Regions from separate parts of the Homo sapiens genome. Here regions 2, 3, 4, 5 and 6 are each linked to region 1. Evidence: chromatin loops called from intact Hi-C (ENCODE). Cell type or tissue: IMR-90. All regions are shown on one strand.

Evidence for each region. Hi-C counts contacts between places; a loop is a spot of excess contacts. Peaks named below come from ENCODE experiments on the same cell type or tissue, not always from the same donor. Only the 100,000 strongest peaks of a DNase experiment are listed, where the experiment ranks them.
Region 2: it touches region 1 in a loop (4-fold over the local background); 2 of 110 quality-filtered maps call a loop at or near these places.
Region 3: a loop joins it to region 1, with 3 times the contacts of the local background. A loop is called at or near these places in 54 of 110 quality-filtered maps.
Region 4: a loop joins it to region 1, with 6 times the contacts of the local background. A loop is called at or near these places in 7 of 110 quality-filtered maps.
Region 5: a loop joins it to region 1, with 4 times the contacts of the local background. A loop is called at or near these places in 75 of 110 quality-filtered maps.
Region 6: it touches region 1 in a loop (5-fold over the local background); 2 of 110 quality-filtered maps call a loop at or near these places.

The regions. Positions count from the first base shown.
Region 1 is chr11:122,200,348-122,205,347 of GRCh38, reverse strand. All of the region lies in intron 2 of MIR100HG (mir-100-let-7a-2-mir-125b-1 cluster host gene), which reads left to right. Among named protein-coding and RNA genes, the nearest start is that of MIR100, 51 kb to the right of the region's middle. RefSeq lists an enhancer at 1,959-2,168. In IMR-90, a CTCF peak has its summit at 2,245 (motif pointing right); DNase peaks (open chromatin) are centred at 2,267 and 2,777; H3K4me3 peaks cover 2,020 bases; H3K27ac peaks cover 3,462 bases.
Region 2 is chr11:121,463,885-121,468,884 of GRCh38, reverse strand. The region is part of intron 1 of SORL1 (sortilin related receptor 1); the gene reads right to left. Among named protein-coding and RNA genes, the nearest start is that of SORL1-AS1, 13 kb to the right of the region's middle. RefSeq lists enhancers at 390-439, 820-869, 2,285-2,354, 1,918-3,117. In IMR-90, no CTCF peak of the experiment used is centred here; DNase peaks (open chromatin) are centred at 2,104 and 4,034; H3K27ac peaks cover 605 bases.
Region 3 is chr11:122,036,492-122,041,491 of GRCh38, reverse strand. It overlaps a transcript of MIR100HG not described here. Among named protein-coding and RNA genes, the nearest start is that of MIR125B1, 61 kb to the left of the region's middle. In IMR-90, no CTCF peak of the experiment used is centred here; a DNase peak (open chromatin) is centred at 2,731; H3K27ac peaks cover 2,082 bases.
Region 4 is chr11:122,134,889-122,139,888 of GRCh38, reverse strand. The region is part of intron 4 of MIR100HG (mir-100-let-7a-2-mir-125b-1 cluster host gene); the gene reads left to right. Among named protein-coding and RNA genes, the nearest start is that of MIRLET7A2, 9.2 kb to the left of the region's middle. In IMR-90, no CTCF peak of the experiment used is centred here; DNase peaks (open chromatin) are centred at 228 and 2,618; H3K27ac peaks cover 3,186 bases.
Region 5 is chr11:122,099,756-122,104,755 of GRCh38, reverse strand. All of the region lies in intron 4 of MIR100HG (mir-100-let-7a-2-mir-125b-1 cluster host gene), which reads left to right. MIR125B1 (microRNA 125b-1) reads left to right here and starts at 4,912; the gene lies at 4,912-4,999. In IMR-90, a CTCF peak has its summit at 2,910; DNase peaks (open chromatin) are centred at 2,565, 2,915, 3,975, 4,235 and 1 weaker place; H3K4me3 peaks cover 3,481 bases; H3K27ac peaks cover 3,788 bases.
Region 6 is chr11:121,593,055-121,598,054 of GRCh38, reverse strand. SORL1 (sortilin related receptor 1) reads right to left here. Exons shown (of 48, transcript NM_003105.6): 32 at 2,283-2,432. Among named protein-coding and RNA genes, the nearest start is that of SORL1-AS1, 140 kb to the right of the region's middle. RefSeq lists an enhancer at 1,601-2,800. In IMR-90, no CTCF peak of the experiment used is centred here; a DNase peak (open chromatin) is centred at 2,114; H3K27ac peaks cover 3,630 bases.

The DNA.
Region 1 (5,000 bases):
GTCCTTTAAATATTCAAAGACAGCAATTACAGAGTTGCATCTTTATCTGCCTAAATATTTCCAGTTCTTCAAGTTCCTCATGACACGGTTGCTTCATCTTTGTTGTCCTATTGTCTGGGTCCTGCATTTTTCCTGGTGTCGGGTGCAGAGCAGAATGGAATGCTCTGCCAATCCAAAGGGGAACAAGACTCTCCTTCCCTCACCACTCATTTTCCTGTTTCTCCACTCATGACCCCGTGTCCCTGATGGGGACACGTATGCTCCAGACCCTCTGATACTTACTCCTGTAGAAGTAATTCTGGATTTTGATCCCATCTTTCACAGCGGGCTTGTCACTAAAGGTTCTCAGTTTTAGATCTGTTTGCGTGAAAGGGAATGTTTTTGCTGCTTTTCTTGATTTCTCTAAATCCTTATGGCTGTTTTTTTGTTTTGTTTTGTTTTTTGTTTTTGTTTGTTTTTTTTTAACTTGAGTTTGTAACAGGGCTTAATTATCTTCAGGGCAGTTTAACCCTTTCATATTCAGCCCTAGGCCCAACATAGGTCTGAGAAATATTTAGTGAGTTTATGGTTCATAGCAATATCATCATTGACATACTTTCTTCTGCTTTGTCATCCTCCTCCTCATCATCATCGTCATCATTTAAGTGGCACACAACTTCTTTTGCTTAAAGTTATTGCTGTCTTTTGTCTTTATTCCTGTAATACCAATGTTAGTTATGGAGAAAGAGCTCATAAAGTAGCTGCAGCAGAATCAGAGACTCGTGCAACTTCAAGTATCATTTCCAATGCACTAGTAAGTGGAGCTAAGATCAGAACCCAGGGTTCCTGACCTCCTCCTGCACCGTATGTCTAGACTATGTCCTGTCTCTGGAGAAAAGTGGGAGTGACACTCACTGATCATCCTCAGTACAGGGCATTGAGCCACACCATTAAGGAGTATTGATTGGCTCCCCCTCTGTGAGAACAGTATGCTGGGTGTGACACAGACAGAGAGACCCAGACCGAGTCTGCAGGAGAAAACTGGTCATGATGTCAAACGTGGAGGAAACAACCAATAGGCCTAGTGGGATGCTCTCTATTTATCAGCACAGTTACTGGAATCCAAACAAAGAAACTTTCCAGAATGACAACCGTGCTCTGCCACTGAACTGTAGGTGAGCATGTGGTTTGTGACGTATTATTTCATTCTGCCATCATACCAGTTGTGAGATCTTGCTTGTGAAACTAAGTTAACTCCATTTTATGGACAAAGAAACTGAGGTGAGAGTAGTTAATTGAGCATAAAATAAGTAGCAGAGATAGGTATCGAGTCTAGATCTGTTGAAGCCTAGAGCTTGTTTTGCCACGTCATATTGTCTCATTGACTCTTCCAGCAGTCCTGGCAAGGGAGTCCTTAATTTCAGCAAAACAAATCTCAGACCAATTTCCACTGGACTCTATTAAACTCCACTACCTTTCTGATGTTGGTGGCAGCTCTATACTGAACCATACGTGAAGATTGAACTTGGAATAAAATAATAAAGCTCCATTTGTTAAAAACCACAGCTACTTCATGAGCTGTTTCTCCATAAGCAACATAGACACTACAGTAATAAAGATTAAAAAACAAAACAATAATAACCGTAAGCAAAAGAAGCTGTATGACACTCAAATGAGGAGGAGGAGGAGGAGGATGACAGTGATATCTGCCAGGGTGGGTTAGTATAAATGAGACCGTGTTCCTCTGGAGAAAGATACTATTTGGACATACAGTCTGTTTTCACTAAGGTGGGGAGCAGTATGTGTCCAGAGCTCTAGAGGGACCGAAAGGCCAAGTGTCCACGGTGGCAAGAGAATCCAGGAGACTGGACCATCAAGTCTTTTACTCAGAGACTGGAGACCACGCCTTACCTCTCGGAACAGCCCTGTGTGAACCTCCGACTTTATGATACGTTGTGATTGTGATACAGGACTTCCCATGCAGCGCGTAAGCCATGCAGGCTTATTACTCACACCACACTCACCTGGACCCAGAGACCTCCAGGCACTGAGGACTGCGTCTCCCGGAAGTATTTCCCTGAGAAATTGCAGAGGACCTCAGTCCTGCAACTCACACAGAGGCTGTTCTTCGTGGCCGGAACCGGACCCCACGCCCTCTGGGGCACATCCCTGAGTGCGAGCACTCTTCTCTCGCCCTCCTCCCACCCAGGCACCGTCCCAACTGGGCACTGCCTTGCTATGCCCCACATCTCCCACAAGGGGGAGCCGCCGGAGGGCAGCTGGGGCTGCGGAATTTTGGAAGCGCAGAAGTTTTCTCCTCCTGTCCTGTAACTGGTTTTCACTCACTCAACTGAGAGATTTCTTTGTTGCAATGATGGGGTCTAAGATAACACTTCTGGAGGCTGCAGGCGAGAAACACAGCTGATATCATCTTTTATTGTGTGTTGTTATTTGCCTAGCATTATAAATTAAGGAGGAATAGTAACAAAGAGCTTGAAGACATGCACAGCTCACAGGCCCCGGGTGGAGGCTGGCGACATCAGACAGACAGAACCAAGACATCTGAGGGGCAACCAGGAGGTGCGTGTGGCTGCAGAGCACACAGGTAGGTACCCGCAAGAGGACAGTCGTGACGGGGGGAGGAGCGGATGGAGCATTCACAAAAGGTGGTCAGCAGAGATTAAAGGGGAAAGGCAGTGCAGAGGAGTTGGGAGATGGAGGGAGAGAAGAGGGAGGAGTCCCAAAGGAGCGCAAAAGAAAAAAATGTTTGCAGGGTGTGATACAAAAGGCTGACCACGGAGTGGGAGAGGGAGGGTTTGGAAAGTGAATCAGAGACATAAGAGGGTTTGAAGTTGGTTCCAACTCGGCCACCCCAGAAACTTCACAAGGCAGGAGAGGATGGGAGATTGACACAAAAGGCTCAGTTGCACAAGAAAATTCAAAGTGAGTAGGTGTGCCAGAAAGTCAATCTAATCATTCTGGTTGTGTGTCGTATAGCCACACCCACTCCGGACTTTAACCCAAACTAGAAGGAATTCTGGTCTGAGTGTGTTTTCAGGTCCTCTCTGCTCGGAACTCATGTTTCACACTTTCCCTTTCTTCCTTCGGCTCTTCCACAGTCGCTCTAGGTAATGGAATAGGAGTCAGAAATTCCGTGTTCTAGTCCAGGCTTTGCCACTTGCTGGTGAGATTAGCTTAAGAAAGGAAATATCTGAGTTTCCTTTTCCTTTGTCTATAAAAGGAAGATAATAATATATTACTTATGAGCCCTACAGGGTTTTTCTGAGGGTTGAATAAGTCAGATAGTGTGAATGAATGCTCTTAATAGATTACAATTGCTAGTTAAATAAAAGATGGCATTAATAATAATTAATCAGTTAATATATTCTTCCTATCCTCAACAGCGGGTTTGCCTACTGAGCTGTGGAGATATATATATATATATATATATATATATATATATATATATATATGAAGAATCAGATAATATATAACATATACGTTATATAGATATATTAGCCTTAACCTCCTATCTGTGAGAAAATTTAGAATTTATGACTCTATTTCCACAGCACATGTTAGAGTAACCTCTTTGGGAGATAAATAGGAATCTTTGTATACTTACCTTTTAGCCACCATCAAATGTTCTTTTCCCCGACCTCAGCTACAGTTTTGTATTTCTCAAACATGCAGATAATGATTGATGGTGTCTGCCTGGCTACCTGACTGATGAGTGATTTGTCTGTGTCCTGGACACTGCTGCCAGAGCAAATGTCACACCATGTCTCAGGCACATGATCAGACTAAATATGCTTGGAAGAAGCAAATAAGAGACTCTGTTAATCAGTTAATCATCCCATCACTATATTCACTGCCTGAAATGTGTTTGCTTTTTTTTTTGTTTGTTTGTTTGTTTTTGGTCTGGGTCATTTGTTACTTAGTTCCTTGAAATGTCTTGGATGAAAATTGGGTTCTGCACACTGGATCTGGCTGGTTGATTCTGCCTGCGAAGACTGAAGTTGGCTTTGATGCCTATAGATGCACTCACCCTTCGCTCGGGTTCCAGAGGCCATGTGGTGTATGGGGAAGGCAATGTAGATGGTGGGAAAATCACTTGACTTCTCTTGCTCATCTGTCAAATGAAACTGTTACCATCCTTCCTTCGTGCATCCAAATATAGATGTAAGGAGCACATGTGATTATACTGCACACACCAACAGTTCCTGACTATCCAAGTGCTGTATAATTATAAGGTTTTATAGTCATTATTCTGCTGCATGTTTCTTACTAGTGATTTACCCGTATTGCACAATTAAAATTATTTGAAAAGCTGTCTTTCCCCAGCTGTTAATATAGTCCCTTACTTTTTTTCATTTCCACCAATCAACTGATAAATCAAATATTTATAAAGATGCTAAATTTGTCATATACCTACTCACCATCAAAAAGTTAGTATCCTATGTAAGTCACATGAATGGATGCGCAATGTGTACATAGACTATTTGTATTTTTCTAAAAATACTAAATACATATATACATCCTTTTTTCGCCCATGTGCCTATTCCCCTTTTAATAAAAATATATGTAAATATGTATTTGAGCAAGAAACATAATACCTACATCCACACACACAGCATCTTCGCTTAGATAGCAGATTTAATGGGGGAGAGGAACAAACGCATCACTCTATCAGCATTGCAGCTATTTCAGAGTCCAGAAGTGACCACAATGCACAATTCATGTGGTTAAAAAAATGATGGATCAATTTCTGCCCTGTTCCTAGTAATGAATATCAATATCTTGCCTCTTCTAGACAGACTGTCAACAGCTTCAGATGTTTTTAAATGAGTTTTTAAAAATAAATTTGCGAAGTCAATTATTTTGAATCTCATCTGAAGCAATTAAAAAACATCCTGACATTTAAGGTGATATTTTTTCCCAAGTAAAATAATTATAAATAATACTAATTATGAGCAAATCATTCAGTTACTCTCAGTCTGGTTCAACCTTTAGGTTAATAA
Region 2 (5,000 bases), 740 kb after region 1:
CCATTGTTTCACTGTATGGAAAACTACATTACTTTTATTTTCTTATTTCACTGTTGGCTGATGGACACCTGTCTGAGGACTGGCATTTGAACACCTGAACCATACATTCCACCCACTCTGTGGAAAGCAAAGTCATGACAGGAATAACAAAAATTCTGAGAGCTGGTCAGGCTCGGTGGCCCACGACTGTAATCCCAGCACTTTGGGAGGCCAAGGCGGGCAGATCACCTGAGGTCAGGAGTTCAAGACCCGCCTGGCCAATACGGTGAAACCCCATCTCTACTAAAAATACAAAAAGTAGCCAGGCATGGTGGCATGCACCTGTAGTCCCAGCTACTCGGGAGGCTGAGGCAGAAGAATCGCTTGAGCTCAGGAGGCAGAGGTTGCAGTGAGCCAAGGTTGAGCTACCACACTCCAATCTGGGCGACAGAGCAAGACTCAGTCTCAAAAAAAAAATTCTGAGAGGTGGTCCAACACTCAGAAGCAGGACAATGCCATGAAACCAGGATCACAGGCTGCCTCTCTTGCTGAGCGATGTCTGAGAGAAGCCTATTCCACCAGCCTCCTCAACCTCAGCTGTCTGAGGCACACGTGGAAGGAAATCAAGCTTCTGGGACTCCAGCCCGCACAGTCCACCCCACCCACGAGTAAGCCTAGACTGATGACAGTTCAAGCCTGGGCCAACCTGCCCTCCGAGCTGTCTTCTCATCAAGGCTCTGCGGCAGAAAACCCACAGCTCCTTTCTCCTTCTCTCGCTTCCTCCCCCCAGCACACTCGAACTTTCCCCACCCACTCCTTGAGGTGCTCTCAGATGTCATCAGGGAAAAGAGAAACACCTGTGCCACATATTTGGCTGGCAGAAGGACAAAGCAGCTAATCCTTAACGACGTTACTTGGAGTTTTAAATACCTGCATTTAATTTGATCCAGGATCAAACTCTTTTTGAAAAACATTTGAAAGGCGACCTTACTTTAAAGAAAAGGACCTAGGAATATGTGTCCTTCCAAAATGTCTCTCCTCATTCCCAGATAGAGAAGTCCAGGCAAGCACTAACAGAGAAGTGCAAATAAGAAATAGAAGTAAATAAATTATTTAATCCAGAATGCTACAAAGAGAAAGCAGCTAAAGGAATCTCCTCCGGTCGCTGAAGCCTTCCCTTTTCCTCCTCTCCAGCCCAATCCCCTGGATCCATCTGGAGATCAGAAACTCACAACACATGTGCCCTGGGAATCCCAGCTAAAAGTTTCCTCCCCTCCCAAAACATCTGCACTCTTGAACCAGAGTGGGGATAGAAAACTATGCAAATGTCAATACAATAAAGGACTAGGAACCTAGAAAAAAAAAATCACCCATGTTCCCCTGGGATCTGGGATAAAAAGTCCTCAAATATTCAACTTGGGCATCCTCAAAGATGACATCAAAATGCTCCCTCTGGCAGGTAACACTCAGATAATGCTTTGAGTAGGTTGCAAAGCTTTCAGTGATCAGAGTGGGCAAAAGGTCTGAAGATAACTTGCTGAAATCGATCTACTCAGAGGACAGGAGACCTCCTCACCAATCCCAAGGCAGGTGAAAGGTGAGAAGAGCACCAAGGGCAAGCCTCAAAACATCCAAGGGCTTTTCTACAAAGAAAAACTCCCATCCTGGCTAACACGGTGAAACCCGGTCTCTACTAAAAATACAAAAAATTAGCCGGGCGTGGTGGCGGGTGCCTGTAGTCCCAGCTACTCGGCAGGCTGAGGCAGGAGAATGGCGTGAACCCGGGAGGCGGAGCTTGCAGTGAGCCAAGATTGTACCACTGCAGTCCAGCCTGGGCAACAGAGCGAGACTCCACCTCAAAAAAAAAAAAAAAAAGAAAAAAAGAAAACCTCTAGAAGGCAAGCCTGGTAAAACACCTGTTTGTTTGTTACTTTGTTTCTTTCTCTTCTTTTTTTTAAGGAAAGCTTTTTTTATTAGATGTCCCTTTTACTCATAAGAGCAGACTGAAAAGGGGCAGCCCAGTAGGGGGATAAAATCCCTGGCAAGAAATGACTTGTACGAGGGCCACCAGGCACTCGCAGGAACAGCTCAGCTCCTTTGCTTGGCGAGATGTCAGGCACATCCTGGTCATAAGAATAACTCCCTGGTGAGTCACAGCTGATCCCCAAGGCAGCCCGGGTGCCCATCCCCCCACAGCAGACCTAGTTGCAGGAATCAGGAATGGATGCGCGCAGGACAGGGGAGCCAGCAGGCAGGCTGACAGGAAGTAAATTTTATTATCAAGACATGCATTCTACCCTCTGGCCTCACCTGTCTCCTCTGTCTCCACCTTGCCCCCATCCTCACCCCCAGGGGAAAGAAAAGAAGTCAACAAAGCAGGCTTTTCCTGCTAGCTCTCCATGGCATGTGGCCAAGACACCAGCAGCCCAGGGCAGACCCCAGCAATCAAGAACAACCCACAGGTCCCTAGATCCCTTTACTTAATCAGTGGCTTCCGGTTTGTTTGGTTCCTTTTCCATCCATCCCCAAGGATCTCCCCCTGATCTCCCCTTTCCTCCTCCCCAAGCCTTTTTCCATCGCCAATCCCCCACACAGGTCCCACACCCAGAAGACACTGGCCTGGGAGTGGGTGGGAGGGTGGTTTTCCCAGGAACATAACCTTGACGTGCAATCAGCTATAACCACAACCCCGGGGTGTGAACAACCTTCCCTCTCCCCTGTCTAGCTCACAGGGCATAGCTGGAGCTTGATAAATGAGACACAATTAATTGGAGCTGTTAAGGCAGCAGGGAGGGGCCGAGTGCCTCCCCTCAGAAGGCAAACAGAGAAAAATTACATGCCACAGAAACCTCTGAACACAGAAACTGCATCATAAACAACAAACAGCATCTGGCTCATTGGCAGGTCGTTAAGAGTCAAGATAACTCCTCCCACCCCACCCCCCAAAGATCACCTGGCCTAGGGGGGTCCCATGCCCCACTGAAGGTCAGAATCACCTAAGAGGCCCCACTCCACGCCTACCGGCTCTGTCGCCCTCTGCCTGGAGCCCAGGAATCAGTCTTTTTTAAAAGACACACCCAGCCGGGCGTGGTGGTTCATGCCTGTAATCCCAGCACTTTGGGAGGCCAAGGCAGGCAGATCACGAGGTCAGGAGATGGAGACCAACCTGGCTAACACAGTGAAAAACCGTCTCTACTAAAAATACAAAAAATTAGCCAGGCACGGTGGCACGTGCCTGTAGTCCCAGCTACTCGGGAAGCTGAGGCAGGAGAATTGCTTGAATCTGGGAGGCAGAGGTTGCAGTAAGCCAAGATCATGCCACTGCACTCCAGCCTGGGCGACAGAGCGAGACTCCGTCTCAAAAAAAAAAAAAGGAGACACACCCCAACCCCAGGTATTTCTAATGCAGCTTCTTTGGGAAACAATGAATCTAGTTGATTCCCCTGCCTCCTGGCAGGAGTTGGAACTAAATGACGGTAGCTAGAAAGATGTACCATTTTTGGCGGGGGGGCTTGTCTTTGGGGATTTGGGATGGTCATTAAAACTCTAGGATATACTGATGATATATGCTACAATGTGGCTGAACCTCACAAACAATATGCTAAGTGAAAGAAGCCAGATACAAAAGGTCACATATTGCATGATTGCATGACACCATTTATATGAAATGTCCCGAATAGGTAAATCCATAGGGAGAGAAAGCTGATTAGTGGTTACGAGGGGCTGGGAGATTGGAGAGGAGGGAATCACTGCTTAATGGGTAAGGGGTTTTATTTCAGAGCGATGGAAATGTTTTGGAAATCATGGTAGCACAACATTGCGGCGATATTAAGTTCACTGAACTGTTCACTTTAAAATGGCTAATTTTATGTAATGTGAAATATACTCAAATTTTTTTAAGGCCTCTAGGACCTGCAGAGAACATTATATTTCTCAAGTGCTAATCAAGAACCTAGGAGCTTCCACTCTTAAGAAGTGCTCCTTTTATCTCATCTCAAGCCCTCATGCTACCAAAATATGCAGCTAGAATGAGTCATACAGGAGGCAGGCTGTGGACTGGGTCTCTGGCCAAACCAATCCTTCAAAGTGCTGTCAGCGGCATCTGCAGAGCCACAGCATCCGCACAGGCCTCCCTGTCCCCAGCTGGAGAAACAGCCGCAGGCCCAAGGCTAGCATCCACCGCCAGCTCACAACAGTGGATGCCACCCACACCTTGACTCGCCTCGGCATCTTCATCGAACAAGTCCATATCACCCCACAAGTGTTGTCCCTCAGCCCCCTGCGTGCCCTGGCAACCCGGAGAGGTGAAATGATTCACCTCCTATTATTCAGAGTGAGGGGAAGGACCTGCTACCACCCAGTCCTCAAGTTCTGGGTTGTTATAAATAGAGGGGAGGAAGTCAATGGCTTGGATGAAGGGACTGATTACTCATGCGTTCACTTGCGGATGAAGTAGGCACTGAGGTCTGCTAGGTGCCAGGCACCCTGTAGGCTCTTTAATCATTTCTTACCTGTTAGCTCACACAGAGCACTTCTGGGGGAATTAGGGTTGCAAGTCTAAGCCAATGATGAGAAGTTTCCAATAAAACCACCGAAATCTGTATAGTTGTTGAGGCTTATGCAGGAGGTGGGGCCACTGAATAGAATGGGTCACAGGTACCCTCTCTACACCTCTTTCAAATTGGTCAAACCCAAAAATCAGGATGTCCTAGACTCCCACAGCTTGCAGTCCTCACAACTCCTACACAGCCTCCTCCCAAAACGCAGTACAAGGAGGACAAATAAGGCAGTCTGATTCATTTCTCTGCTTCACTAGCAGTGAAATACAAAGAAGCGTTTTTAAAATTCTACAATATAGCATAAAACAAATATCCTGTCCTTCAACTGTGAGGACAGAAGGAGCCAGGCACTCCCCTGAACTATATGACGAAACTGAGGAAGTCAAAGACAGCCTCCTGAGGTCCAAGGAGAACAAGGTTTTCCCAAACCATCCCTTTGCATGGCTTAAATGCTAGGTATGC
Region 3 (5,000 bases), 160 kb after region 1:
TCTCTAGGAATTTTCCAAATCTCCTACAATGCATGATACTAAAAAAATACAGCTAATGTTAAATACCTAGTAACCTTCACAGAAGCTATGTTCATAGCATGAAAAGGTATAAAAGGATTATAGTATGTCCTATTCACCTATTCAATTCTAGGCACTGGAGAATTTTCATCATGTCTTTTTTGCTTTATATTCAAATATTTGGTAAGAAAAAGAAATTTCCCGTGTTATCATTTTATGTGTAATATTAACTTGAGAAATGTACATGCTTTTATATCTGTAATATATATATTACATATTTTTATATATAGTTCTTTTGGGTGTGTATATAGATAGATACATGTAGATATATATTTATACACACACATAAACATATAAATATGCATTTATAGTTAGTGAAACAGAAACAAACAAAACCTAAAGGGAAAGCCACTTCATTCCCCCAATCTCACCCACATGCCAAATAATTTTCACTTTTTCACCAAAACTGTCAGTATAAAATGGACACTGTGGAACGAAGGGCAGTACAGACATACTTTCGCCAGGCTTAAGGGTATGAGATAATGAAACTAGCTCCTGGGATAAGCATATTTATTGGGTTTGTTATGTATCAAATGTAACAAAAGTAGAGGATCTGAAGAACACCCTGTGTGGTTCTTTTCACACCCTTTGATCACACAATTCCTCTTTAATTCAGATGCAGTAGAGCTTAAGTGGCTTCATTGATGTGTTAAGTGTGGAATGATTTTTGTATAAAATAAAAAAGGCTCCATTATGTGTCCAGAAAAGCCTGTGTGCGCTTGTTTATTGAGACAGGAAGTCGGTTTCCCACACAGAACAACAGTTCTGCGATGCTGAAGCATTGTGTCTGAAAGAAGAGTAAAGGAAACTTAATTTTCTACCTGGCAGAAATCGGCTTCTGGAGGAAGGGACAGACAATGCGATTGGACTTCAGCTGAATGAGAGGGCTTGATTGATTTTCAGAAAATGTGCCGTGTACAGGGAGGTTGCTTGGAATACTTTTGTTAGGAAAACGCACTTTTTGTAGTTGGAGCCTGTTTTTGTACCTGGCTTAAAGTGATGCCTCCCAGTGAATACTTGCTACCTCTCTGAAGTCAGGTGGGGAAAAAAGAAATGCTGTCCCAGAATTGTTCCCTCCTAGATATTGTCTCCAGGTTATTGTTTTGTTATATTTTTCCATTAAGTCAGCTGCCATTTGCTTTTTTTTTTTTTTTTTTTTTTTAGCTTGCTTGGAGAATACTTCTGAGACTTTCCAAGGTGAAGTTTATAAATCTATCCATAGTTTAAATATTGAGGCATGGATATAGTTCCTATCTGTTAGAAGTGTATCTTGACCTTGTAAATCCATGGAGTAAACCCTATACTGTGGCCACATGATGAAGAGAAATAAGATGAGAAGCCATATCTATCTCACACTCAAAAGACCAGGCTTTTTTCTCTATACCATGCTGCCTTAAATTATTAATACACAAGGTAGCAAAATTCCAGCCATTCTTCCCATCCCTTATGGAATCCCATGTCCACTCTCCTGGTTATTGTCATTGTCATCTTCCTCTTCATCCTCTTTATGAACTGTCTAAAGATTGATGCTTCCTAGCTGGGAATAGTTCATAGAGAGTATATTACATTACTGTTCTACTCAGCAATTTTACAATCTGAAACAGACAATAGTGAAGTGGACCTAAATAAGAAGAATGTATAGAGAATAGTGGCCGGGCGCAGTTGCTCACGATTGTAATCCCAGCCCTATGGGAGGCGGAGGGAGGCAGATCACAAGGTCATGAGATCGAGACAATCCTGGCCAACATGGTGAAAATATAGTAGATATTTTTGTATCTACTAAAAATACAAAAACTTAGCAGGGCATTGTGGCATGCGCCTGTAGTCCCAGCTACTTGGGAGGCTGAGGCAGGAGAATCGCTTGAACCTGGGAGGCAGAGATTACAGTGAGCTGAGATCATGCCACTGCACTCCAGCCTGGGTGACAGAGCGAGACTCCATCTCAAAAAAAGAAAAGAAAAGAAAAGAAGAAAAGAAAGAATGTATAGCGAATAGAATGAGCTCAGGGAATTTTTCCATTCATAACATTTATCTTACTAATATTTCAGAGTGAAGTCAATTTTCAGGGTGAAGACCTCAGTAAAGAATATAGTGGTTTCACATCCAAGAAAAATTTTGTTAGGCTGTGGACACTGTGTGGAGGTGACAGTATTAGAACTGCTATTGGATTGAGGCTTGGTGAGATTAGATGATCCAGGCAGATTCACATCTCCTCAGCCAATTGCTTAATTTTTCCCCATAGAGTGATTCCTTTTCTGCCCACCTTCCTATTTTTCCAACTTAATATTAATGCAACTTCTACTTCACCTTCCCATCATGCATAGGTGATTTTTTTCCTTAAAATTGATGTCATAATATCCTTTTGATCATTATAAACTTGGTTATAAAAGGATTTCACAGTCAAAGAATTCCAGGGAGGGGATAAGTATTGAGATAGGATAAGGAATATTCTTTGAGAAGGTCCCAGAGTAATGGTTCAATCACAAAGTTTCTTCCCCTTGGCATGCAGAATGAATTCTTCATTCTTGACTCCTTTATTAGCCTATCCTATTTTATCCCAACTCAGAGTAGCTTAGCCATAGCTGTTATCCTAGGTATTTAATGCTCCTTCTTCATGCATGTCTCACATTCCTCTCATGCATTTCTCATTAAGTCGTCTTTCACCCCCTCCATCTGTTTGTGTAATGCTTGGTATGTGACTGTTGCTGTGTAATAATAGGCCCTAAGTCATGTGACTTTAATTTGTAAGGTCAGACACCATTTTTCCTGCAGAGAATTCATTTTTGTCCTAAAGCTAACTCTTTTACCTCACGATGCTACTGTTTCTGATGACCAAAGATAAAAACTGAACTTTAAAAATCTCTCTTCACCTGTGTGTATATATATAAAAAAAAAATACTGGACCTTTATCACCAAAGTCAACAATCCAGTGAAAAGATGGTCACATCAGGAATCCATAAGCTGGATTCTGATCCTGATATTGTAATTGACTTGTCACAACTCCAGTCCAGTTGCTTCAGCTCTCTGATCTTCGATTTATTTATCAGAAAATTGTCCTTCCTCTCTCTCTTTTGCCTCCTCCCCTCCTTCTTCCCATCTTTCCCTCCTTCTTTCCTCTTTCTTTCCTTCCTCTCTTCCTTCCTTCCTTTTTTTCCTTCTTTTTTTGACAGAGTGCAGGAAATTCTACCCCCCAAGTATGGCACCTTGGCATGCTGAGTATTTTAAGCTGAAGGAAACAGAGAAAACCACAGAAGCAGAAAGGTCTTTCTGACCTCTCTTGAAGACCCTCATGTGACAGGTGTCCTGCCCTACATCCAGAGAGAAGGAATGTTCCACAGACAGACTAAGAAGAATCTGAAGAATCAGGCCTTACTAAGTGCCCTCCAGGTTATCTTTAAGTCATACCCCCTTTTTGTCCAATCATGCCTCTACATTCATCATCAAACCTAAGCATAAAAATACAGTTTCTCCTGGGTCTTTGGGTCTTCATTTTTGAAGACTTGTGTCACATAAAACATGAATTACATACGTTTGTTATGCTTCTCTGTTGTTAATCTGTCTTTGGTTATAAAGGTATCAGCCATCAACCTTGTGATGGATAAAGCAAGATATTATTTTTTCTCCTCTATACTTTCTTTCTTTTTTCCTTTCTTCCCTTTTCTTTCTCTCCCTTCCTCCCTTCCTCTTCCTTCCTCCTCTTTTCCAAACTTTCTCCCTTTTCCTTTCTTCCCTTTAATTTATATTTACTAAATGCCTCCATTCTCAAGGAGAGAGCAACAAACAAATACAAATTTCGTCAATTAAAAATAAGTTAATTTTTAAAAATGAAACATTAAAATAACAACACAAGGCTATTGCCGTTAAATGAACAAATAAAAAGGAATAAACTTTGTATGCATTTGCAGAGCACTATATAAAACTATGATATTATTGTTATGGGAGAATGAAATTCCTAGAGAGACCAGATGATGTAGAGATTAAAAACTTGGGCTTTGAGATTACTAGAGAAACTTGAGTTTCAACTCTACTAGCTGAGTGACGATGGGCACATTACTTAAAGTTTCCAAGCCTAAATTTCCTCAGCAGTGAAATACAGTGTGTTAATAAAAGTACATAGCTCAAAGGGCTGTTGCAAAGATTGAACGACATTTTATATGTAAAATGCTAAGCACAAATGCCTAACATATAATAAATGCTAAATAATGATAGCTATTATTATTCTTATCATTGTTTGTTAGGTAAGGCAGAGTAACTTATACTGTTGTCATTTTTGTTATGTAAAATAACGATAGTAATCTCAGAGGAAGCAAAGGTTGGTGGGGTTGGGGGAATTAGGACTTCTCCTGAGAACCGTCAGTTTCCTCTAGAGAAAGGAATTCATGGAAGGAGAGATGGGACTGTACCTGGTGGAAGCACAATAGGGTGGTGGTTAAGGCTGATATTTGTAAGCCCTCTCACTTGTTGATTGCCAGCCTCTTCCTATCACCTTCTGAAGACCTTTTTATCAGTTCCTTACTGAGTTTGTCCAGTATTACCTCTTAGTGTCCCTTGGCCAGAGGTTTCTCTTAGAAACATCAGCTGACAGCTTGAAAGTCTCACTCTTTTTCCTCTATCTGTCAAAATTCTATTTATTCTTCGTGGCCCGGTTTAAATACCAACTTTTCATGCAGCCTTTCTGGGCTGCCCTAAAATGCCATTCAGAACACCTACTCCGTGTTCCCACTGCACTCTTAGCAACCAGTAAAGCGCAATTGTGTTAGAGAGAGTGGGCAAATCTCTCTGTGCAATAGCGATAATAATCTGTCTCTTGTATTAGACCGTGAGCTCTTTGAGGAGAGGAACTGCACTGCCCTCAGCTTTGGATCCTATATCTTAGTCACTTGTGCCTCCTACATTTTAAAACTACACAAATGAAATTGCAT
Region 4 (5,000 bases), 65 kb after region 1:
ACATCTCCTAAGATTTATAAGTTATTCTGAATCCTGTATGCTTCAAGGTCAGTGTTATAAAACCAAATTTATCTTGTATAATTAGTTGACACATAAAAGTACAAATTATAGACCTCACTTGGCAGAATATTGGTTAAACTAGAGTTCACCATTTATGTTCTGTGGCTTAAGTTGGAAGCTTATGTTAACATTGACTGATCTTATCTAATGGGAAAGTGCCAAAATGTTCTGTTGCAAATAAAGCATTACTCTTAACCGATCTATCCAAATGTTTACTTCTGGATATAGCATATATTTATCCTGTAAGCTTGGGTGGCTCTAAATTCATCCAGCTCTGTTGGCCATTGCCTGCCTTGCCAGATCTTTTCTCTACCGTTTTCTATCTAGCTCTACGCTCTCAGAGGCGCACCTTCATGCATTGCCTCAACAGTCTCTTTTGCCCACCGGCTTCTGAGTGTGTTTGGCCCAAGTAAGTCAACAGGGAGAGATTAGAGAGAAAGTGAAGAGAGAGGTTAGGGTACTGAAGACAGAGGTTAGGGTACTAAATGCCCCTGACTCACTTCCTGTAGGCTACAGAGAGGACCTAGCTTTATTCCTTCCTGAGAGAGGCCATCTCTTGCAGTTTCAGCTCTCTCTCTGGCCTCTGATAACTACTCCCTCTTCTTGCTCTTTCAGGCCTTTGGGTGTAAGGACTTCCTGCTATTGTTAGTCCTGGGACACTTCACCATCTCTTCTTGGTCCCTCTTAACTCTGTCCAATCTTTACAAATTATCCTTTCATTAAACTTTCCTCAGTTTCCCCATGTACATGTGTGATTTTCTTGTCTAGACTCTGATTCACCATCTGAGGTCAATGTAAATGAGATAGCAGAAGTTAGTCACTCACTTTTCATCATGTGTGGGAGATGAGGGTCGGAGGAGTAGATATTTATCTTCCCTCTCATACTGTAAGCTCTGGAAGGGCAGAGACCATATCTAATACTGCCTTTATGATTTCTTGCAAAACCTGGCAAAGGGCTTAGCTCACAGTGCATGCTCAGTGCACATGGAGAGTCTCACTGAGTTCTGAAATCCTCAAATTTGTTATAGGCTTAAATAAATATAAGCTCTTGACTTAGGATGTAGACTTTAAGAAGTCAAGGGCCACACTATTTTTTTTAACAGCATTTCTAATGGAATATAATCTCTCATGATACAACTATCATACCGACTCTGGAAATTCTAACTGAATAAAAATAGAAAATTTCCTTCCTGGGTTAGGTTGATTTGTGTTTAGCTGATAAGAAATAATTCTGCTTTAAATGTTTAGATCCAGTTTTTCTAACTTTTAATTTAACGTTACCAGCTCATCCCCTACTATTCGTTAGTTTTTCCTATTTCTGTACGTGTGTGTGACTTTCACCTCTTCAGGAATATTGACAATTTTCTGAATATAATCTCAGTAGGGAAAACACGTAGGGTGATCAAAGCAGGATTTAAGAACTAGGGAATAAATGACACAGTGACCAGAATAGGTGTCTTTACTATTTATTTATTTATTTTGCGACGGAGTGTTCCTCTTGTAGCCCAGGCTGGAGTGCAATGGTGCAATCTCAGCTCACTGCAACCTCCACCTCCCGGGTTCAAGCAATTCTCCCGCCTCAGTCTCCCAAGTAGCTGGGATTACAGGCACCTGCCACCACGCCCAGCTAATTTTTGTATTTTTAGTAGAGATGGGTTTTTGCCGTGTTGGCCCAGCTGGTCTCGAACTCCTGACCTCAGGTGATCTGCTTGCCTTGGCCTCCCACAGTGCTGGGATTACAGGCGTGAGCCACCGTACCCGGCCTTTAGGATGTAGACTTTAAGAAGTCAAGGGCCACATTATGTTTTTTTAACAGCATTTCTAATGGAATATAATCTCTCATGATACAACTATCATACTGACTCTGGAAATTCTTAAGCAAATTCTTATTTCTTAAGGTTCATATTGCCGAGTCACTTTGACTTTTACCCTAATGCCAAACTTCTGTATACTTCAAGTTTCAATAATATTTCATATTTTATGTAATATAGAAAATAAAGATGGAAAATACTTTGGTTTGTAAAGCAGTAAATTGTAAATGTATCATTCATTTTCTACTCTGTACAGATTCCTGTTTTAATATCTAATTTCTCTGAAATTAGTGAAAGTAGGTTAAGAAAACCAGTGAGGTACAACTTGCCTTTTGACTTTCTTAACTGAAAGGAAACTGCCTGGCTAGTTCAAAGAGCAGATTCTTCACTGTTCACATTTTGCAAACAAGAGCATTTCTTTAACAAATGGAGGAGGGTGGACCATTGTCAATTCAGATAAGTTAAACTTTGCATCTCCCTGATAAGCTGAACTGTTTCATGATCATTTTACTAGTCCACTTGGGAAGTGACTGAAGCACTATTAGATAAGTTAAAATGAAAAAAAAAAAAGTATGGAAAATATTTTTACCAACTGTTTCTTCTTGGCTTCTTGGCAAAGATCAACAGTTATGTTCCCTATCTAGGGATTATCTCTTGTGGGCCAGACCGGATGATCTAATAGGTCTTTATAATCTCTAAATACTGTGACTTTTATCCCCAAGTGAACTACATAGTTTATTTACATAGAAACACACTCGCAGGCTTAAGGAAATGCAATCTGACTAATGCTAAAGAAAGTGAGCCAGGATGACTCAAATGACTTTTTTTTTTCTAAATAGGTTAAGTAAATTAAAATCATAGACATTCTCTCTCATTCCCCTCCAGCATATCAGTATGTAGATTTTAGATGTCAGAATTCTCCAGTAGTGAATTAGTTTTCCTGCCATCAGCGAATTACAAACGGCTTGTCCCTAAACCTTTGTCATACTTCAAGAAAGCTCTTAGACAGAGATTTGTTTTAATTTTTATTTTAATTCCACATTCTATCCCAGATACATGGAAAATTAAAAATGTTGGGAATGATAGAAAAATAAAAATTGCTAGAAAAATGCCAGCATGATAAGTAAAGCATAATCACCGTGCATTTCTACTTTATTAAGAATGTACTTTTGGTGTTGTTTGTTTGTTTTGAGACAGACTCTTGTTCTTTTGCCCAGTGCAGTGGCACGATCTTGGCTCACTGCAACCTCCGCCCCCAGGTTCAAGCAATTCTGTTGCCTCAGCTTCCTGAGTAGCTGGGACTACAGGCGCCCACCACCACGCCTAGTTAATTTTTTATATTTTTAGTAGAAATGGAGTTCCACCATTTTGGCCAGGCTGGTCTCGAACTCTTGACCTCAAGTGATCCGTCTGCCTTGGCCTCCCAAAGTGCTGGGATTACAGGCATGAGCCACTGTGCCCAGCCTAAGAACGTATTTTTGTGCCATGGGCTACATTTATCTAGACAAATGAAGCATTGGGAGGAATGTCAATATTTTAATAAAAAATTGCTTCCCCAGGACTGTTAGCAAAGACAACTCTTTTAAAAAATTTCGATAGTTTTGGGGGAACAGGTGGTTTTTGGTTACAAGGATAAGTTCTTTAGTGGTGATTTCTGAGATCCTGGTGCACCTGTCACCTGAGCAGTGTACACTGTACCCAATGTGTAGTCTATTATCTTTCACCCCCACTCCCACCCTCAAAGACAAGTTTTTTAAGAACTCTTTTTTACCCTCTATGTTGTACAAGCATTTTAGGTTTTCCCCATCAGGTAATACTTCAAATGGCCTATCTGGGACCAAAAATCAAAGCTGTTTTTATTGTGGCCATTGATTTAAATTTTTCTGTAATTGAATCTCCTTCATACCTGGCTTTGGGCCTCTTACAAGTAAATATAGGGACAGTCAAAAAGTCTTGCTTCCAGAGGGCTTAGGGCTTCTCAGCTGATTACTTGCCCAACACTTGCATACAGTGGTTAAAAGAATGTAGCTAAATTATACCTATTAAGAAGGTATAGATAATCCATATTGTCTGTAGATTGTGTTTCTAAGGTAATATAGGATAAACTTCAGGCCACTCTTTATTTTCAGAGGAGGTGTCTGGATGCTGGTCTGTTCTGATGAAAATGATGGTAGCAAGGAATTCTATCTGAGGCTTGGCCCAGCCATCGCGCTCTCTGCTTCCAGAATCCTGATTTATAATTTGGAAATCTCTTCTATTTGAGTACTGAGGAGAAAGCCTTCTAAATATAACGCATTACTTTCTGGCAGCCCATAGCTCATGGCACGATTGATTATGTTGCTTATCCTTAAGCTAAAGCATTTCTTAAAAGGTGATCATTTTTCTACTCTCTCTGTATAGTACAGCCAACCCTTGAACAACTCAGGAGTTCGGGGCACCAACCCGCACACAGTGGAAAATCCAAGTATAACATAACTACTAATAGCCCACTGTTGACTGGAAGCTTTACCAATAACATAAACAGTTGATTAACATATATTTTGTATGTTATCTGTATTATATACTAGATTCTCACAATAAGGTAAGCTACAGATGAGAAAATGTTTTTAAAAAATCATGAAGAAGAGACAATATATTTACTATTCATTAAGTGGAAGTGGGTCATCATAAAAGTCTTCGTTCTTGTCATCTTCACATTGAGTAGGCTGAGGAGGGAGAGGAAGAGGAGGGGTTGGTCTTGCTGTCTCAGGGGTGGCAGAGACAGAAGGAAATCTGCTTATAAGTGGACTCATGAAGTTCAAACCCATGTTGAAGAGTCACCTGTAAATGCTAAAAGCCCCAGTAAGTCACTCTCAACTTCTTCTGTATCAGATGATGACATCTCTCAGGGGCACTTCTGACAATAAATTCAATATGGACTGTAGTATATATTCCTTTTTTATTTTTATTTTTTGAGACCACATTTCATTCTGTTTCCCAGGCTGGAGTGCAGTGGTGTGGTCAGGGCTCACTGCAGCCTCCAACTCTCAGGCTCAGTGGATCCTCCCACCTCAGCCTCCCAGGTAGCTGGGACTACAGGTGTGCACCACCACTCCCCGCTAATTTTCTTCTTTTTTTTTTTTTGGAGAG
Region 5 (5,000 bases), 100 kb after region 1:
TTCTCCTCCAGAATCAATGCTATGTAACTGGCAGATAGATTGTCATTATGCTGAATTTGTCCCAGGACTTGCATAGATATCTTCTTTGGGGGTTTTTGTGCTTATTTGCTGCTTGTGAGAGAGAAGGATAGAAAGACTTTGGAAGGAGGGTGTGGTCCAGCAGATTTCGGCTTCCTCCCAGCCCATCAGTGACTCCTTCTTCCTGCTCCTCCCTTTCCTCTCCACTTCTATCCCAGTTCAGTTCCTCAGATCCAACCAGAGCCAGCTGTCAATGAAATACCTTCTGCCTTTCTTTTCTATTACAGTGTGGGTTAGACTCTGTCAGGTAGGAAACTACTCCCCATAATCAAACTCATTATGTTTGTGATCTCAGCATATTTGCAAACTTAGACATAGACCAGACAATAACATTTACCTTCTCCATTTCTCCCATTCTGGGATTTTTAGCCAAGGTAATAATAACAATAATAATACAGTATTTAGAAGGCCTCTAGCAATATTTCATCTTCTGAGAGTCTTACAGATGTTAACTAATTAATCTTCACAACACTCCATACAAGAGAGGTAAATATTATTACCCACGATAGAAGATACATATGTATATGCTAAGGACAGCAAACTAGTTCACTTATTTATCATGGTTCACTTGATATAGTAACTGGTATTTTTAAAACACCCATCATAGATACAACAATTAGAGATGTGCTTTTGTTAACAAAGCCACTACCCACTTCTAGCGTACCCTTGGGTACTAAATAATTACCCACTTTGTGTGGTTATCTAGCTCACTAATTACCCACAGAAATTGGGGTCAGGTGTTAACTGCTTGAAATAAGTATCCTCCAAAGACATCGCTGAGTTGTATAGAGAAAATGATGTGTTCATAGCAAAACTTTCATAAGCTATATATTTGTATATCTTTGTAAGCAGAGTGAATACAAGCAAGAGCAAATTAGCTTATTATGTGAAAATCATGCTGAACTATTGTTGCAAATATAGAGAGGTTTAAAAGAGTCTCGGGAAATCTCGTCCTCTATTTACCCTTCGTTTTGAAGATGGGTGCAATGACATGATTCCCATAATCTGGCCTTCATATAGAAGTACACTAAGACAATTGATGATTCTGGTTAGGAATGATTCATTTTGGTGTACAGGGAGGCACCCAGTGAGTCAAAGACTTTTTTTTTTAACAGCTCCACCCTTCATGATTATTCTAGCGTGTTTCTTTTTTCTCCATCAGTCTAGTGAAAACACCCCGTTAGCCAAATCTGAAAAAGATTCTAACCTAGTCACCAACTCCTGGCAACCACCTCTTTCTCCTTCCCAATAACGACAAAAAGAAAAAAAAAGTATTACAAAAATCCAACACTCTCATTTTGCCTTTAGCTGTTATGCGCTCCTCGCCTTTCCTCTCTACTTCTCTCCTCTCCCTTCTTCCTCTGTCTGTATCTTCTTCTTATTTGTGCATTTTCTCCTTTTCCTTGGCATCTAGGTATGCTTCTGCAGGTCTCACAGTCAGAGACAAAGCACAATTATGTCTGAGTTGAGCACAAAGAAACTATCTTTTAAAAATATTGACTTGGAGGAAACCTGCATCCTCAGATACCTTTCTCCCTTTCCTTGCTATTTACAGAATCTGACATTATATTTAATACCACGCTGCCGGTTGTCTGCATGATTCTAGGCAGGAAAATTGGGTTAGAACGGTAACATACCCACTGTGTACATAGATAGGTAGAGACCCTAATTTTCGGCAGATCCATGCCTTAAAGGATCACAGCAGAGCAGAGCTTTAAAAATGAGTGCCAACAGAAATGAGAGGAGATGCTCCCCCAATCAACTTAGGATGTCTTCCTTTTTTCTTGTGCCTCTTTTTTTTTGTCATCTGAAATATTACTTGTCATTATTGGGGAACTTGAGGCTGATCGATGAAGTGTATATGTGTCTGTCAGACATTTGAAGAGGAAAAACATGCTTCAGGAATAAGGAAAATGCCTGCAGTGAAAGCAAAGGGTCAGGATGAGCTTCAGTGACTGATGAGTTCATTTCAAAATCCAAGGGCACATAGATGGTAAATTAATACATATGGCAAATACAGTCAACGAGCAAACCCCAGCCACTGGAAGGAAAGGGAATTTTAGCTCTGTAGTCATCACATGCCTGAACAGAGAGTCTACATATCTTAAATGTAGATCCGAATCATTGCTCTTTTATCCCGCTAAATGCTGATTGCAAAGAAATATTTGGGCATTGTTGACTTTCCGTCCATAAAGAAAGGCCACCAAGATTCACAAAATCCATCACCTGCACTCATACATGCATGTGTGCTTGAAATTCCCCTAGGATGTGAAACAGTTAGGCAGAGAACTGCACTGTGGTCTCCCTTCCTCACTTCTTTCCCTCCCTGTTTTTCCTTTTCGAAAATGTGATACCTGATCTCTAGGTCTTGCGGGCTGAGAAATTTTTTGTATTTGTATAATGCAGTGTCTGGCCTTCCCCCTGACCTGCTGATGTATTTTTGGCCTCATTAGTAGTCAGGGAGATGCCTTAGTGCATCCAGCACTGCAAGTCAGGGATGAGACACACTACAACAGGAGAGGGAGCAAGCGCGAGAGGATATTAGAAGAGAGGCTTGTCTCCAAGATATGGAAGGAAGTGAGAAATGACAGGGCTGCAAGCTTTGTATGTAGGAGCCCGGCAGGGCGGGGGAGCGGCGAGGAGAGCCAAGTGGATTCTCAGAAAAGGGGGGAAGCCATCGAAGAGCTAAAGGTGATTAGAGGGGGATATTGATTTCTTATTCTGCCAGAGATTTAAGCAGGCATGCGAGGAATCTGCACCATGGTTGGCAAAAAGAGACCCGTTGCCTCCTGTAACCAGACACTCAGGCTTTCCAGGAGCCCAGGGAGCAAGCCGAGAAGAAAGGGGGCAGTGTGGTCTAGGAAAATTCAACTTGTCGCTGATTTGTGCCTGATGCCTGCTGTCCGTCAGCAGCCTCCCTTACAATCTTTTTTTCTCTCTCTCCTTTTTTTTTCCTTGCCTTCTCCTTCTTCACTGAAGCCTAGGGGAGCCAGTAAAGATTAAATGTGCTTCTCAAAGGCAGCCACTTCATGCTGCTATGTCGAAAGGGCCATTATTATTATTATATTTTAATGGTAAAAGAGAAAAGGAGAGAGGTTGAGCGAGCGAGAGAGAAGCTAGGTGTGATGATGACAGACTAGCTTTTCTGAGAGGAAAAGGAAAAGGGAAGGGAGAGAAAAAGGAGAGCCTCTGAGCTCAACGGAGGATTGTGCCTGAGAAGAACCCACAGAGGTGAGAAAAAAGTTGTCTTGAAGGTGGGGGTGGGGGGGCTGCTAAACAGACACTGTACAGAGGGAGAAGAGACATAATTTAGCTGTGTTGCTAGTATGATTCCATTTTTAAAGGAGGGGAGGGGGAGAGTCTAGAGCTCTAACTGTTTTTAGTTGCATATGGAAATATCTAAAAAAATATTTAGCATTTTTACTAAGTGCGTTGAGGCCTCTCCAGTGTCCTCCTGGCTGTGGCTGCTTTGTCATTCTCTTTGACTAGCCAGCCATCTACCTTGCTCAGGCCTGGAATAAAAGAAGAACAAGAAGAAGAAAGAAATGAAATGAAAAACAGAAAGAAAAAGGAGAAGAAACATTTGTAAAAGGGTCATCTTCCCATCTGCCTCCCCTCCTTTTCCTTTCATTTTTGGTGGCGGCACAGGAAAGCCCCACTTCCAGTCTGATGAGGAAAGCGACAATCTATCAGGTACAGAACCAGGGGCTGTCTGCGAAGATGGAGGGGAATTATGCTTCGGATTCCTCTGAAATATTGGCCAAAGGCTTCAAAGAATCCGCAGCGGGAGGTGCGGGGGGAATGTCTCTCCCCAGCCCGCACCCAGCCCTTCCCACTTCGTGTCTACCAAATGACAGCCTGGTGCTCGCTCTTGGTGATTTGGCCTTGACTTCAGCCAAGCAGCTGATGCAGACGAAGCCTCCGTTTGCAGGACTGGCAAAGTGCACGCTAAAGAAAGAAGGAAGAAATTTTTCAAAAAGCAGCTCTGGGGAGGTTTCATACTCCCCCCCCCCCCCCGCCTTTTTTTAATTTTTAAGTGAATATTTTCCAAATTTGATCAGTTCCAGCCCCTCCCTCCACTCCCACCCAACTGCCCTTTTTTCTCTCGTCAAAGCATAAGCTACAGAGTTACAGTCTCGAGATTTGGTGTATCGCTTCCTGCCCCCGCCTCCCCTCCCCGCCCCCGTTCTCCGTCCTCTATTGAAACACCTCGCCCAGCCTAGCGCACTGAGAGCTCTCATTTTCCCCCCTTGCTCGGGATGGTGCCACAGGAGGCTGTGCGGGCCCCGCTCCGCTTCGAATGGGTGAGTTCAGAACGCTATTCGTCTTTACACTTCTATAGCCTCCGAATCCTACTTCTTGGTCTTCTCCTTTGAAAACCCGATTTCTATGATTTTTGCATGCGGCATACTTGCCCTGGGGGAAAGAGATGCCTCCTATTTTCTCTTCAGTCATTTGTGCTAGTCGTAAATTAAAGCTTTGAAAAGACACTAAATCCTTATTGTAGACTATGGTTTTAAAAACTTGGGCATTTCTGAGTCTGTGCATATTATTTTCCGTTTTAGTGAACTATTTTGCCCAAATCTTGAAAGAGTTTTCTCTGATGTACTCGTGATCGTATGTGTATGTGCGTGATTGTATATGCGCCCCCAGATACTGCGTATGTGTGTATATATGTATTAGGCTTAAACGGAATCTCAATTTTGTGAAGGAAAGGAGCTTAGAGAAGAAATACCATACCACCTGTTTGTTGCATCTTAGTTATGAACCTCGAACAGAAATTGCCTGTCATTCTTGTTTTGCTTTGCTTTGTCTCAAGAAAGAAAACATTGTTGCGCTCCTCTCAGTCCCTGAGACCCTAACTTGTGATGTTTACCGTTTAAATCCACGGGTTAGGCTCTTGGGAGCTGCGAGTCGTGCTT
Region 6 (5,000 bases), 610 kb after region 1:
CACTCACCTTTGTCCCACCCACAGCCACTCTACAGGTCTGTTTTCTTATGCCTCTGAGCCTTGGAATATACATGCTGTCCCTTGTGTCTAGAATGCCCATCATCTGCCACCTTGTCCCACCGTTGTCCAGGCACCATCAATGGGGCTGCCTCTCCTGGCCTGTCCCCACCTCTCCAGGAAGCTAGCCCACCTGCAAACTATGCCAGTTCCTTGGATAACTTCTGCTACTGCCTACACCACACTGTAGGATAGCTGCTGACTTGATGTCCCTCCCACTAGAATCTGTATTGCCAGTCACCGGGCGTGGTGGCTCAGGCCTGTAATCCCAGCACTTTGGGAGGCCAAGGTGGGCAGATCACTTGAGGTCAGGAGTTCGAGACCAGCCTGGCCAACATGGCAAAACCTGTCTGTACTGAAAACATAAAATTAGCCAGGCATGGTGCCGCATGCCTGTCGTCCCAGCTACTCGGGAGGCTGAGGCAAGAGAATCACTTGAGCTCGAAAGGCGGAAGCTGCAGTGAGCTGAGATCCCACCCGCCCCTGCACTCCAGCCTGGGCAACAGAGCGAGATGACATCTCAAAAGAAAAAAAAAAAAAACAAACAAACACACAAAGAATTTGTATTGCCAGAAACCTGATCAATGCCTGCCAGAAAAAAAACACAAAGAATTTGTATTGCCAGAAACCTGATCAATGCCTGCCACGCTGTGCATGATCAACAAAAATTTGTCCAACCAAACTGAAGATGTTACTGGATCCACACTCCTTCCTCTTAACCAAGCCTCTCCAGGGAGAGCCCAGTCGGGCACCCTGTGGAGAACAACGCTACAGACAGAGAAGGGACGGCCGACTCCCTCTTCCCTTTCCCCCTGAGCCTTACTGGGTGAACTATTTAGGACAGAGCAGTATTTGCCAATCTTGTCTGATGCTAAGAATCAGACAGGGCACCTCTGAAAAGGCTTGGGTTCCCGAGCATCTCCTCCACCATTGCTCTTGATTCAGTGGTCTGAGGTGAGATCACCAAATTCACATCTCTTATAAGCACTTCCACATGATCCTGCTAAGTCCCATAAATTTTGTAAATACTGAATTAGAGGAATTAAGAGATGACTAACCTCCACCTCAGATTCTATTCCATCTCTAAATGGTAAGACTTGGTAGGATTCCAAGTGAGGCTCAGTTTTTCATTGGTTGAGGAAGTCATTATTTTAAGATTAAAAAAAAAATGGGACCAGAACAGGGATCAAAGTGGAGGAACTGAGGCGTTTGCTGCTTAGGGTTAGGGCTTGGCGGCAGGGAGGCTCTCAGCAGAGAGTGAGAGGGGCGTCTTCTACATTCACCAGGACAGGAATCAGGCAAGCACGGACGAAGCCCTTATCCTGGCAAGGAAGGGAGTGTGACTGGCTAGGACGTCTGCTGTCTGCAGCCAGCAGGAGACTGGATGGAGGGGAGGCCCGCAAAGCAGGGATCCCCGAGCCAGAGCAGCACCCAACCGTCAGAGAGGCAGGCCGGTGGGGGGCTGCATAAGCACCGTCCAGCCATGCCCTCCCAAGTCTGCTACAGTAGGACAGACCAGCCAACGGCGGCATTAGCGTGCAGCCAGGGACTGAAAAGCGCTGACTGGTCACATGAGGATAAACGCTTGCAGAAGCCAGTGTCTCCCTCCATCACTCACTGCAAAGATCCTCCCTGGGTTCATCAGAGGACCAAACACCAGGACCCACCAACTCCAAACCCGTAGAGAATGCATGCATCACCTCACACTGGGCTCAGATGGCCCTGTGATTATTCCCCATGTGGCTCGGCACACTATCTCACCAACCATAATTACCCTAAGGACTGAGAATGAATTTTCTTAATGGGGTGCTAGAGGCAAACCCTCTAATAACACAGCTTCTACGCCCAGTAAGTGCTCACTAAATACTTCCAGAAGAATGAATGTACATACAGAAGAGTTGTGGCTTTCCCCAAGGGCGTTTTTAAAGAGTTAAACATGCTTATGAAACCTATTTAAAATATTTATCTTAGTCATTCAGAAAGTATTTTTATTGGACACGCTCCTGGTATTTAAAACGCAGTCAACTTATTAAAAAGAAGGTGACTAACGCAATGGTATGGGTGCACGTGGCAAAGCGCTTGTGGAGAATGCAGTAAGAGCATGGTTACGCAAGTACACAGACTCACACACAGGCGTGTGCTGATCCAGAAATGAAGCAGAAGCACCAGAACTGTGCTCTCTGCAGAAACGTGCCCAGGGGGTGAAGGGCTCTCTGACTACTCACGGCAATTGGCCTCGTCCCGGCCATCCTGGCAATCTTGGTGGCCGTCACAGCGCTTCCAGTTGGGAATACACGTCTTCGGTTGGTGGCATTCGAACTCAAATCGGTCACATCGCCCAAGTTGGGTGGGAGTGGAGGCAGCAGTGACGTTTGCTAAAATAAAAGATTTTTAAAATTTACTTTTTAATATTGAGGGAGCTGGCCAATAACAGCAACCAATCAATATGCTAGGAGATTACGGTGCTTTAGAAATTACAATGGGAACCTGAAGACAAATGCGAGTTCCGGATAGAGAGCAGAGTAGATACAGACATCTAATGTTGCTTCCCCACAGGATCCCACTAAAGCCACAGTCAAGAGATTGTTTTCAAAGACCTAAATCCACGAGGACATGGATAATGAGATTTGGGAGCTGGAAAGAAGACAGATAGCGGTATGTGACTAAAGAGGCCAGCGAAGGCTGCGTCCTACCCTAAGCCGTCACAGGAGAAAGCTCAGAACCAATCAGATCAACAACACACAGTCCTCCAAAAGTTCAGAAACTGGCATCTAACTGGAAGTGAAGAAGGAGTTAAAATAAGGGAACTGACTGAATGATGTTTAAGACGCAGCTACATTCCTTATATCCCCTCCTATCAGTCCCACGAGGCAACCAACCCATACGTCACCCCAATAGAAGAATGGAGGGTTGTTATTTGGAGAAAGTAAAAACAGAGAGTTGTTTAGATAGGCGTAGTTGACAGCAAGTATATCCTACTGATAAAAGGGGGATTAAACCTACATATGGAAGTCCCAGTCCTCTTCTCCGAGGATCCTAGCAATAAGGTAATTATTGTCTAGGCAGGAGATCTAATAATCTTCTCTGGGGAAAATGACCAGCTTCAGAGACTAACCCTGAAGTAACCAAGATTCAGAGTTCCCCCATGGTTCCCAGCCATGAACCTCGAAGTTGACAAGCCCACCCATGTGCTCAGAATTACTTACCAGCACTTTAGTCCCCAGCCTTAAATACAAGCAGCAACCAAGAACTATCTGAGAAAAGGCTTTGACATGAAAGGCAGAAAGCCAAACAGAGCCCTAACCCCCAAAAAGGCCATTTGGAGGAAATAGAGGCTTTGCAAGAAGAAAACTTCAAAAACAAATATCCTTAATACGTTCAGAAAGAAAGAATATATTATTTATCCAAGAAAAAAAGAAAACAGGATACCATAAAAAGGGACAGTGGTAAAAATGGAGAAGCTCTTAAAGTTAAAACCATGACAACAAAGATGAAAAACTCAGCAAAGAGTTGAAATATAAAGTTGAGTAAATCTCCTAGAAAATTGGGGGGGTGGGGGAAGGGAATTTTCAAAACTATAAAAGATTAAACAAAAAAATAAGGAAGAAGACCAGATCAGGAGACAATATATGAATGACAAGAGTTCCAGGAAATAAGAGAAAACAGAGAGGGAAATATCATTAATAAAAACTTCAAGAAAAATTCCTTGAACTAAAATATATAAACTTCCATATCAAAAAGCATGCAAGTGTCCGCTATGTTGGATGGAAAGGGTCTCAGAGCAAAGCACATCATTGTGAAATTTTAAAACACTGGTGCCAAAGGGAAGATTCTACAAGCTTCTAGAGGATTAAAAACAGGTTACATACAAAAAAAAAAAAATCAGAATCAAAATGGCTTTTGGATTTCCGAAAAGCTGCTTGAAGGCAGTGGAACAAAACCTTCAAAACTCTGAAGGAAAATTACTTACAATCTAGCACGCCAAACCCAGCCCAACTATCAATTAAGTCTGAAGACAGAATTAAAACACTTTAAGACAAGCAAGACCTCACACAGGCCTCCCACATACATTTTCTCAGGCATTTTCCAGAAAACGTGCTCTACTGAAACATGGGATTAAACTAAAAAGAGAAAAACTGGGACACAGAAAACAGGAGTTCCAACAGGAGATGGAGGTAAAGGAAATCCTGAAGATGATGATGGTGCAACGTCCTAAAAGGCAGTTGTGCCCCAGGTATACAGGGCAACCAATACAAACCAGAGCAGCAAAATTCAAGAGACAAACACCTGAGAGCTGTCATCACAGTGTCCTTGGCCACTGCGTCATCATATTCACCTGACAAGGCTACTGAAGGATGCACTCCACCCAAACAAGGGAGTAAACCAAGAAAAAGCAACACACAAGATCCAGGAAACAAGGAATCTAAACTGGGAGAAAGGCAAAGAGAATTCCAAGGAGGCAGTGAAAGTCCCTGGGTAACAGGCACACAGCAGGACTAGAGAACAATCTGTCCCGAAAGGAGAATCCACGTTGTTAGAAGGAGTATCTCCAAGAGAAAAACTGGACTTGATAAATCCCTGGACATGTTGACCTGTGGAAAGTTATCCTGAGTGGCGACTGAAAGGCAGAAAGCATTGGCAAATGGTACAAAACAACCTAAGCAAACAAATGAAAAAAGCAATTATTAACTTCAGGATATTGTGCATATTCTATAGTTTTCATTGGATTTTCAAAGGGGCTTTCCCTATATCTCAGAACCACTCTGCAGAAACACAAGGTACATGGAGACAGGTGATAAAAAATAAAAAGGGGGAGAATGCCAGGCCAAGGCAAATCATGCCCTGGACAATAAGGGAGGCATCAGAGGGCTCCAATACTGGGGAGGACATGAGCATTCATCAGTATGGGCCTTATCAGAAGAAAAACTGAAAGGGGGAGAAAT